Linked DNA regions of Mus musculus: region 2 is linked to region 1. A link is a loop called in an ENCODE intact Hi-C map of the cell type or tissue named here. Cell type or tissue: heart. All regions are shown on one strand. Each heading gives the region's core, and the rest is flanking DNA. Links, peaks and the distances in the headings are about the cores only. Region 1 holds the start of Ep300 (E1A binding protein p300). Region 2 overlaps Xpnpep3 (X-prolyl aminopeptidase 3, mitochondrial).

Evidence for each region. Hi-C counts contacts between places; a loop is a spot of excess contacts. Peaks named below come from ENCODE experiments on the same cell type or tissue, not always from the same donor. Only the 100,000 strongest peaks of a DNase experiment are listed, where the experiment ranks them.
Region 2: it touches region 1 in a loop (2.3-fold over the local background); 1 of 42 quality-filtered maps calls a loop at or near these places.

The regions. Positions count from the first base shown.
Region 1 is chr15:81,584,036-81,588,422 of GRCm38, forward strand. It overlaps Ep300 (E1A binding protein p300), which reads left to right and starts at 2,179. Exons shown (of 31, transcript NM_177821.6): 1 at 2,179-2,687. The coding sequence starts at 2,594. In heart, for the core only: a CTCF peak has its summit at 2,178 (motif pointing left); DNase peaks (open chromatin) are centred at 1,166 and 2,236; H3K4me3 peaks cover 3,896 bases; H3K27ac peaks cover 3,756 bases.
Region 2 is chr15:81,446,828-81,451,214 of GRCm38, forward strand. It overlaps Xpnpep3 (X-prolyl aminopeptidase 3, mitochondrial), which reads left to right. Exons shown (of 10, transcript NM_001347075.1): 8 at 1,492-1,669; 9 at 4,074-4,194. Among named protein-coding and RNA genes, the nearest start is that of Rbx1, 17 kb to the right of the region's middle. In heart, for the core only: a CTCF peak has its summit at 1,815 (motif pointing right); no DNase peak of the experiment used is centred there.

The sequences.
Region 1 (4,387 bases), core at 154-4,153:
TTGGTTGGATCCTTGGAACCATAACACGGGTACAGAAGAAATGACTCCTCCAGATTATCCTATGACCTCCCCATGTGGGTCATGGGTATATATGTTCACACATTTATACATATCAACAGAGACACACAAGGTAAATGTAATTAAAAAATAGATCTGAGAAAAAATTTATTTTCTTGGTAGTACTGGTGACTGAACTGTTAAGGCCACAGGAATAGTAGGCAAACTACCTATACAATAGGTAATGTCTCGAAGGTTTCCTTCAGTGTCACATAGAACCTTGGTACTTTCCCTATATTTGAGGATCCCAAACACAGAAGTCCTGTAATTTGAGAACCCTAAAAGCATACCCCCTGCTTTCTGCTTCGAATTGGGCTGCCCTACACACTAGACTTAGGAGCATTTCCTCACATTTTTCTAGTGTTATAATTTTTTTTAGCACATAACATTTTTTTGTCCTCTCCCATATTTACATTGAAGGCACTGCAGAAAGTGGCCTTTTATTAAGCTCATCTGCTAGAGATGGGTGGAAAATACCTTCAAAAGACCTTGGAAGTTTCAGGCAGGTTCAGAAAAGTAGTTCTCAAGGATTCTTTTTTAAGAGTGGTAGCTGGTAAGGATGTGTGGACACGTGATGGGCAAAAATGTAGGTAGGGTCTAGCCCTAAACAGCCTCCCACTGCTGTGGTCCTCCCCCTCCTAGTTTTTTAACTAACAATATCGTAATCCAAATTTTTCATTCTTGAATTAGACATTTCAGAGAAAACTTAAAGGACTAGCAATGTGACTTTGAGATATGAACTGCTGCTTTCGAGAAGGCTATGAAGAGGATGGAATGTGTGTCTACGATGAAACACAGGTGTTTGGCGGATTTAATGGGGTTCCAAAGATCAACCTGAGAGGGCAAACCCCGGGAGCTCTGACCGTGGTTTTCCTTGTTTTCGCAGAGGAGCGCCTGAGCTTTGACTCGGTTCTGCTCAGAGACCCAGCCCAGGCACCTAACTGTCCACCGACCGAAAATACGTTCTAAGTTCACCCCGGACCCCCCCCCCCCCCACAACTTCTTTCAAAACCTCCCCTTTAAAGGGAGCCACCGAGTGACGCCGGGGGAGTTTGCGGAAGCGCCTACCGCGTTGGGGCCCTTGGGCGGATCCCGTGATTGGAGCCGGCACCGCCCCCGGCGCCGCTTCCCCCATTGTGTGAGCTGCAAGGCAGAGGCCCCGCCCTCGCCCCGCCTCCCTGTTTCTCGGCCCCTCCCCCTCTCACCTCCCCCCCCCCCCAATCTTGGCTCATTTCCGGCCGCCGCCGCCGCTACCGCTATCCTGTAAGGAGGATTCGGCAGAGGCAAGAAACAACAGCCGCCATCTTGTTTGTGTGCTAGCCTGTGGGGGGGGTGGGGGGAGGAGGAGAGAGAGCGGAGAGGGACCGGGAGAGAGAGAGTGGGGCAAGCGGGACGCCCGGCTGAGTGCGAACTGCGCGAGCAGGGAGTGAGGAGGGTACCTGGCTGGAGAGCAGCGGCCGGGACCGAGACAGTGGTTGGGGGCCCCGGGGCGCAAAGGCTGAGGCGACCCTCAGTCCCCTCCTTGCCCGCACACACCCCCACCGCAGCCCGGGCCGGCGTCGACGCCTAAGGGGGGGAAACCATTACATAAGCCCGCGCCCCGCGGCGCCTCTGCCCGCCGTCCGAGGCGGCCCCCGAGCCGAGCCCCCGGCAGGCACCTGGCTGCCGGGGGGGTGAGGGCCAGGGAGGCGGCCGGACTGATTTCTCCTCCCCGGGCTTGCGAGTGGAGGCGGAGAAGCGCGGCGCGCGGAGAGGCCGCGTCGGTGGGCTCGGCGTCAGCGCGGGCTTGCGGGCGGACGGCCCTGCTTGGCCCGGCCCGGCCCCCCTGGCCCTTCGGGCCGGCGAGCTCCACGCTCGGCGTCGTCGCTGCTGCGCCTCTGCTTGTCCGCTGCGCGATGTGAGGCGGCCCCGGCGCCAGTCTGGCTCTCGGCTCGGCTGAGCTCAGTGTGGCCATTAGGGGCCGGTGCGGCAGCGGCGGCGCGGAGCGCAGCGGCAGGAGGAGGAGGAGGGCGGCTCTCAGGGTGGGGGCGCAGGCCCGGGAGGGGGCACCGGGAGGAGGTGAGTGTCTCTGGTCGCCTCCTCCTCTCCCCCTTTTTCGCCCCCGCCTCCTTGTGGCGATGAGAAGGAGGAGGACAGCGCCGAGGAGGAAGAAGCTGATGGCGGCGGCGGAGCTCCGAGAGACCTCGGCTGGGCAGGGGCTCGCCGTGGCGGGCTGGGGACTGCGTCTGTAGAGCTGTGAGTTCCCGAGAATTCGCTGCAGCGGACGTGCTCGTGGGATCAGTGTTGCTGTACCCTCCTCCCGGCCTGGTTTAGGCCCGGCCCCTCGCACTTGCCCCTACCATTTCTGTTGAGTCCGCATCCCTCTCCGGCCACCGCAACCAGGCGAAGAGAAAAAGGAACTTCCCCCCACCCCTGTTGGGTGGCGGCGGAGCTCCGGAGCCCACCCTTAGGAGCGGGGCGGGGACCCCGTTTCGGAGAAGAGATTTCCTCAGGATTCTCGTTTTTTTCCTCGGTTGTATCTCCGAAAGAATTAAAAATGGCCGAGAATGTGGTGGAACCCGGGCCGCCTTCAGCCAAGCGGCCTAAACTCTCATCTCCGGCCCTCTCGGCGTCCGCCAGCGATGGCACAGGTTAGTCTCGGGACTCCCGGCCTTCCATAGTTCCCTTCGTCTTTTCTGCTCGTTGCACCTTCATTCCAGGGTGCTTCTGTGTATCTCTTCCCATTTCCCCGGCCGGTGTTTAATTTTAAAGGTTTTTGAATGGACTGGTCGAAGACGTCCAGTAGCCCAACCATTTTCTTTGCCTTCTGATACATTCATTGCAACACTATGTCATGTCAGATCGTTGTGTGTTCTGGAATTAAGAGGTTGGAAGTGGGAGCTGCGGGGACCTTTATTGTTGGCTCCATGCAATTTAATTTGGGAAATGCCGGTACAATCGTGTGTGAGGGCTTTTATGCACTTTTACTATTTTTGTTACTGGTGAATGAGGGATTTCAGCTCTTTCTCCCCTGTTGCAATGAATTCTTTTTTTCTCTGCTTTCCCACCTTTAATGATTTTTGCTCCTGTGAGGCAGATTTTCTGTTGAGGAATGGGGGCGGAAGACAAATCTTGGTGTCTGCGATCCAAGGTTTTAAGTGTAACTAAAGTTCAACAAAATTTCATTCTTAGGTCCCCTCTCCCCATCCTTGCCTCAAGAGTCAGTATGGACCGCAGTTTATTTTATATCCATTTGCCATGAAACCAAAATGTCTCAAACTGCGTGTTGAGGTGTAGACCTGAGGCGTTTCCTTTGCAGTTTGTCACACTCTTACTTAGAAGGGAAAGAAAAAAGATGAAGCCTTTCTGGAATTAGGTACTTAGAAATGGGAGATAATAAGTTGAAAGACTCCCAGTCATGAACTTCCAACTAAAGTGATTGTACAAGTTTAAAAATGAACAGGAGGTTTTGTGCTTGCATGTTTGTTTTGTTTTGCTTTTTGGACCTTTGCAATTCCAGTTTACAAGATGAAGGAATTCTTTTCTCCAGTCAGCCCCTTTGTTAGGAGACCTGAAGGGAGACTCTCCCTTGTCTGTTCTTTTTCCTGCTTACTGTTAGTTTAGTGTTATTCTGATGATCACTGACCTGGTCCTCTCTTGCTGTCTGACTTGTTTGAGAGGCCAGGATAATGAAGAAGAAGAAGAAGAAAAAGAAGAAGAAGAAGAAGAATGGCTAGTCATCTGACAGTCCACTAGATGTTCCTCCTTACTGCAAGCATCCCTTTAACTCAGAGAAGAGGCTCCAGATCTCTCCTTCTGCCAATGAGAGTGTATAGTGGAGTTAAACGTACCCTGCAAGTTGTAGAGAATGTGTGGGCCATGTTTCTGAGTAGGATTTCTATTAAGGCCTGGAAATAAGATAGAACTAGTGCATTACTCTGCTTTTTTAGCAGCTGTATTTCGAACCATGAGTTTTGCTCACCTGCAACAGTTGGGAAGGATAAGTCTTGCAGTGTTCTAAGGCTCTAACTTTAGTTATATGTGAGCATTCAGCTGTAAAGTTTCCGTAGTCTTAGAGAATTTTTTTTAAATTATGTCTTTGAAATTCATAGGCATAGATATTTTATAGACATATTTGCTCTGGATTTTTGTTTCCTCCTCTGCCCCCATAATAAGTGTACTTCTGTAACATGTTCACAAGTTACCATATTTGACATAGCCAGTAACAAGAAATATTATGGAAAACTTTTTAAAATTAAATTTTTGGATGTTCTGATTTTGAGTGACTTAGTCATAAAGTCTGTTCATGTAATTCTGTTCAGATGGACTACTGCATTCTTTATCTGATAAA
Region 2 (4,387 bases), core at 207-4,206, 140 kb before region 1:
TTACTGCACATAATACTGTGTCATATGACTGCCTTTTGGATCTCAGCAATCACAATAGACTATATATTGTTTTTAAAGAGTTCAAGGCCAGCCTGGGCTACATTCTGAGGTTCTAATTTTAAAATGATCAGAACCAGCCAGTCGTGGTGGTGCATGCCTTTAATCCCAGCACCCGGGAGGCAGAGGCAGGTGGATTTCTGAGTTTGAAGCCAGCCTGGTCTACAGAGTGAGTTCCAGGACAGCCAGGGCTACACAGAGAAACCCTGTCTCAAAAAACCAAAAAAATAAAACAAAATAAAACAAAAAACAAAAAAAAAGACAAAGTAGCAAAAAGGCATCAGCAAAGTAAATTACAGTGTGTCTGGGATGGACTAGTAATGGAGATACTCTGTGTAATAATGGACATACTCTGTGTAGTAATGGACATATTCTGTGTAGTAATGGAGACACTCTGTGTAGTAATGGAGATACTCTGTAGTAATGGAGACACTCTGTGTAGTAATGGAGACACTCTGTGTAGTAATGGACATATTCTGTGTAGTAATGGAGACACTCTGTGTAGTAATGGAGATACTCTGTAGTAATGGAGACACTCTATGTAGTAATGGAGACACTCTGTGTAGTAATGGAGACACTGTAGTAATGGAGACACTCTGTAGTAATGGAGACACTCTATGTAGTAATGGAGATACTCTGTGTAGTAATGGAGACACTGTGTAGTAATGGAGATACTCTGTAGTAATGGAGACACTCTATGTAGTAATGGAGACACTCTGTGTAGTAATGGAGACACTCTGTGTAGTAATGGAGACGCTCTGTGTAGTAATGGAGATACTCTGTAGTAATGGAGACACTCTATGTAGTAATGGAGACACTCTGTGTAGTAATGGAGACACTCTGTGTAGTAATGGAGACACTCTGTGTAGTAATGGAGACACTCTGTGTAGTAATGGAGATACTCTGTAGTAATGGAGACACTCTATGTAGTAATGGAGATACTTTGTGTAGTAATGGAGACACTCTGTGTCGTAATGGAGATACTCTGTGTGGATAATAGGGAAATAAAGCTGAAGGGAAATGTGTGACTTTTCTTTCAGGCAGGATCTCACTAAGTAACCCAAGCTATTGCAAACATGCCATGTAGCCCAGGACAGCCTTAAAGATACAGTCCTGCCTCAGCCTACTGAGTGTTGGGATTACTGGGTCCTATACCACTATGCCCAGCTGAGAAGTTCATAAACCTTAAATGTTTAACCTGGAAAGGTAAATGGTAAGTACTTGCCTAGTATACACAAGGCTTTGGGTTTAAACTGCAGCACTAGGAAGAAATAAAAAGTAAAAAGGGATGGGGGAATGATTAAGTCAGTAATGTCTAAACTTCCACCTTAAGAAACTACTGAAGGTCCAGCAAGATGGCTGGCTGGTAAAACGCTGCGGCCAGGCCTGACTACTGGATACATAGCTCACTTTCCTTGGTTTTCCTGTGCTTAGATTCACCGCCCCTCAGGCAGAGCTCTATGAAGCTGTTCTGGAAATCCAAAGAGCTTGTTTGACTCTGTGTTCCCCTGGGACGAGCTTGGAGAACATCTACAGCATGATGCTGACGCTGATAGGACAGAAGCTTAAGGATCTGGGCATCACAAAGACCAGCAAGGAAAGCGCCTTCAAGGTACCTCCCTCCTCACGCCAGTCCTTCAGAAGGGCCAGCAACATGCTGCTCAGTTTTTGCCCTGCTTGGAAAAGCTAATTCTTTGTAAAGTGGATTTAGCTTTAACATGGATTGGATTAAAACAAAGGGAGTCAGTACTTCTTTTTGCCAGAAGATGGCAGCACATTCTGAGTCATTGCCTGCTAGAGAGCCAGTGCAGTACTCAGACACAAGATGAAGTCTATACAGGCAGAGAGTGGGAAGAACACAAACAAGGAGAGAGGGTTAACTCCTAATCCTTTGCTGGGGTTCTGGAGGTCAGAAGGGAGGCTGTTTATTGGCTCAGTTACACTATTGAAACTTTACAAAACGCCCAGTTTTGTCTACACCTAAATGTATGACATCCATTATAGTTGCAGACCCTGAGCCACACAAGCATTAGGCAGCCTCCATTTCCAAATTTACACTTCCAGGACTCCTATTACCAAAGAAAAGAAGTTATAAATTCCCTGAACCAAGCCAACAAATTTTTAATTAACAGAACTATCCATACCAGTAAACACAGAGTCCTGCCTACTCTACAACTTGACATGGGTAGAGTAGGCTACCCAGGAGAGATGTATGTCTTTTTTATTGCATTTATGGTGGGGACAAGTTCTTGTGTAACCCAGGCTTGCCTTGAACTCAGCAGCTGAGGATGGCTCTGGATTCTTGATCCTCCTATCTCCACAGACCAAGAGTTAGGATTCTAAGTGTGGGTTCATATTTTGTGTCTTCCTTTTTAAGACATATAAATTGTAAGGATAATAGAACATTGCTGTTCTTCCTTTCCCAAAAAAAGGCAATCTCCCCACCCCTTTGCTGGGGATCAAATAGAGGATGTGTGGTAGGCAAATCCACTGGAATTCCTTAGCCTGTGCATAATGCATTTGACAGTGGTCTATACAGTATACTATACTGTGCATAATACATTTGACAGTGAGGTGGAAAGCAGTATCGTAAGTGTGGATTGAGGAAGTAACAGTTTGCCAGACATGGACATGGTTAGGTGGGTAAAGTGCTTTCTAACACAAGCATGAGGACCTGACTTCAGATCCCTAGCATCCACATAAAAAGGTAGGTGTAGACGGGCGGTGGTGGCACACGCCTTTAATCCCAGCACTCAGAAGGCCGAGGCAGGCGAATTTCTGAGTTTGAGGACAGCCTGGTCTACAGAGTGAGTTCCAGGACAGTCAGGGCTACACAGAGAAACCCTGTTTGGGGGTGGGGGGGAAAGTAGGTGTATAGGCTAGATAGATGGCCCAGAGTTTGAGTTTGGGAGCACTGGCTGTTCTTCCAGAGGACTCGGGTTCCAGCACACACATAGAGGCTCAAAACCATCTGTAGCTACAGTTCCAAGGGATCTGATACCATCTTCAGGCCTCTTAGGTCATGAGATAGATACAAAGTACACATAGATACACAAAAAGACTGAGCACAGCAGCCTGTTCCCAAAGTCTCAGCTCTGGGAGCTAGAGACCAAAGGAACCTCTGGGGACTTGCTCACCACCTAATTAGCCAGCCATTGAGCTTCAAGCTCACCAAGAAGTCTTAAAAAAACACAGCTTGGAGGGGTGGGGAGCAGATGACAAGATAGTTCCATGTAGGGCTGGTGAGATGGCTCAGTGGTTAAGAGGGCCAACTGCTCTTCCGAAGGTCCCGAGTTCAAATCCCAGCAACCACATGGTGGCTCACAACCATCCGTAACGAAATCTGATGCCCTCTTCTGGAGTATCTGAGGACAGCTACAGTGTATTTACATATAATAAATAAATAAATCTTTAAAAAAAAAAAAAGATAGTTACATGTATAAAGTCACATGCCACCAAGTCTGATGACCTGAGTTCAGTCCCAAGAACCTACTTGGCAGGAGAAAGCAGGTTGTACTCCTAACTCCACACACACGTTAGGCATGTGCATCCACACAAGAGCACCAGCAACCAACCAACCAGTCAATCAAGAGTCAAGGGAAGGTGGGTGTGGTGTTGCATGCCTTTAATCCTAGCACTTGGGAGGCAGAGGCAGGCAGATTTCTGAGTTCGAGGACAGCCAGGGCTACACAGAGAAACCCTGTCTCGAAAAACCAAAAAAAAAAAAAGTCAAGGGAAGCTGTAGAGGAAGACATCCACTATCGACTCCTGCCTCCATAGGCACACACATGCACGCCACACACCACACACCACACCCTGCCTCCACAGGCACACACATGCACGCCACACACCACACACCTCAAAGAGTTGCAGTTTGTCAGGTCCCTTAAGGATAGGTTAAACATAAATCATAGAAACTGACAGTTAGCATCACATGTCACTGATTTATGCATGCCAGTTTTCCCTTAAGAGCTCATTCATTGTCCTGATGATACTGTGGTAATTATCTTTTCCAGGCTGCTCGAAAATACTGCCCTCATCATGTTGGCCATTACCTCGGGATGGATGTCCATGACACTCCAGACATGCCTCGGTCACTCCCTCTGCAGCCTGGAATGGTGATCACAGTTGAACCAGGTAAGGGATGGGTTAATCCCAAAGTATACATTGCTTATTTTTATTTACGTAACATAAAATGTTTAGGTTTGTCTAGAGCTTTCTTATTTAACATCACAGTTTGTTTAATTTGACTCCTCCGATAAACAACAGATGGCAAATACTTTCTGTAAGTCGATATTAAGAAATAAATCTTTTTTAATCCTACCTTTGC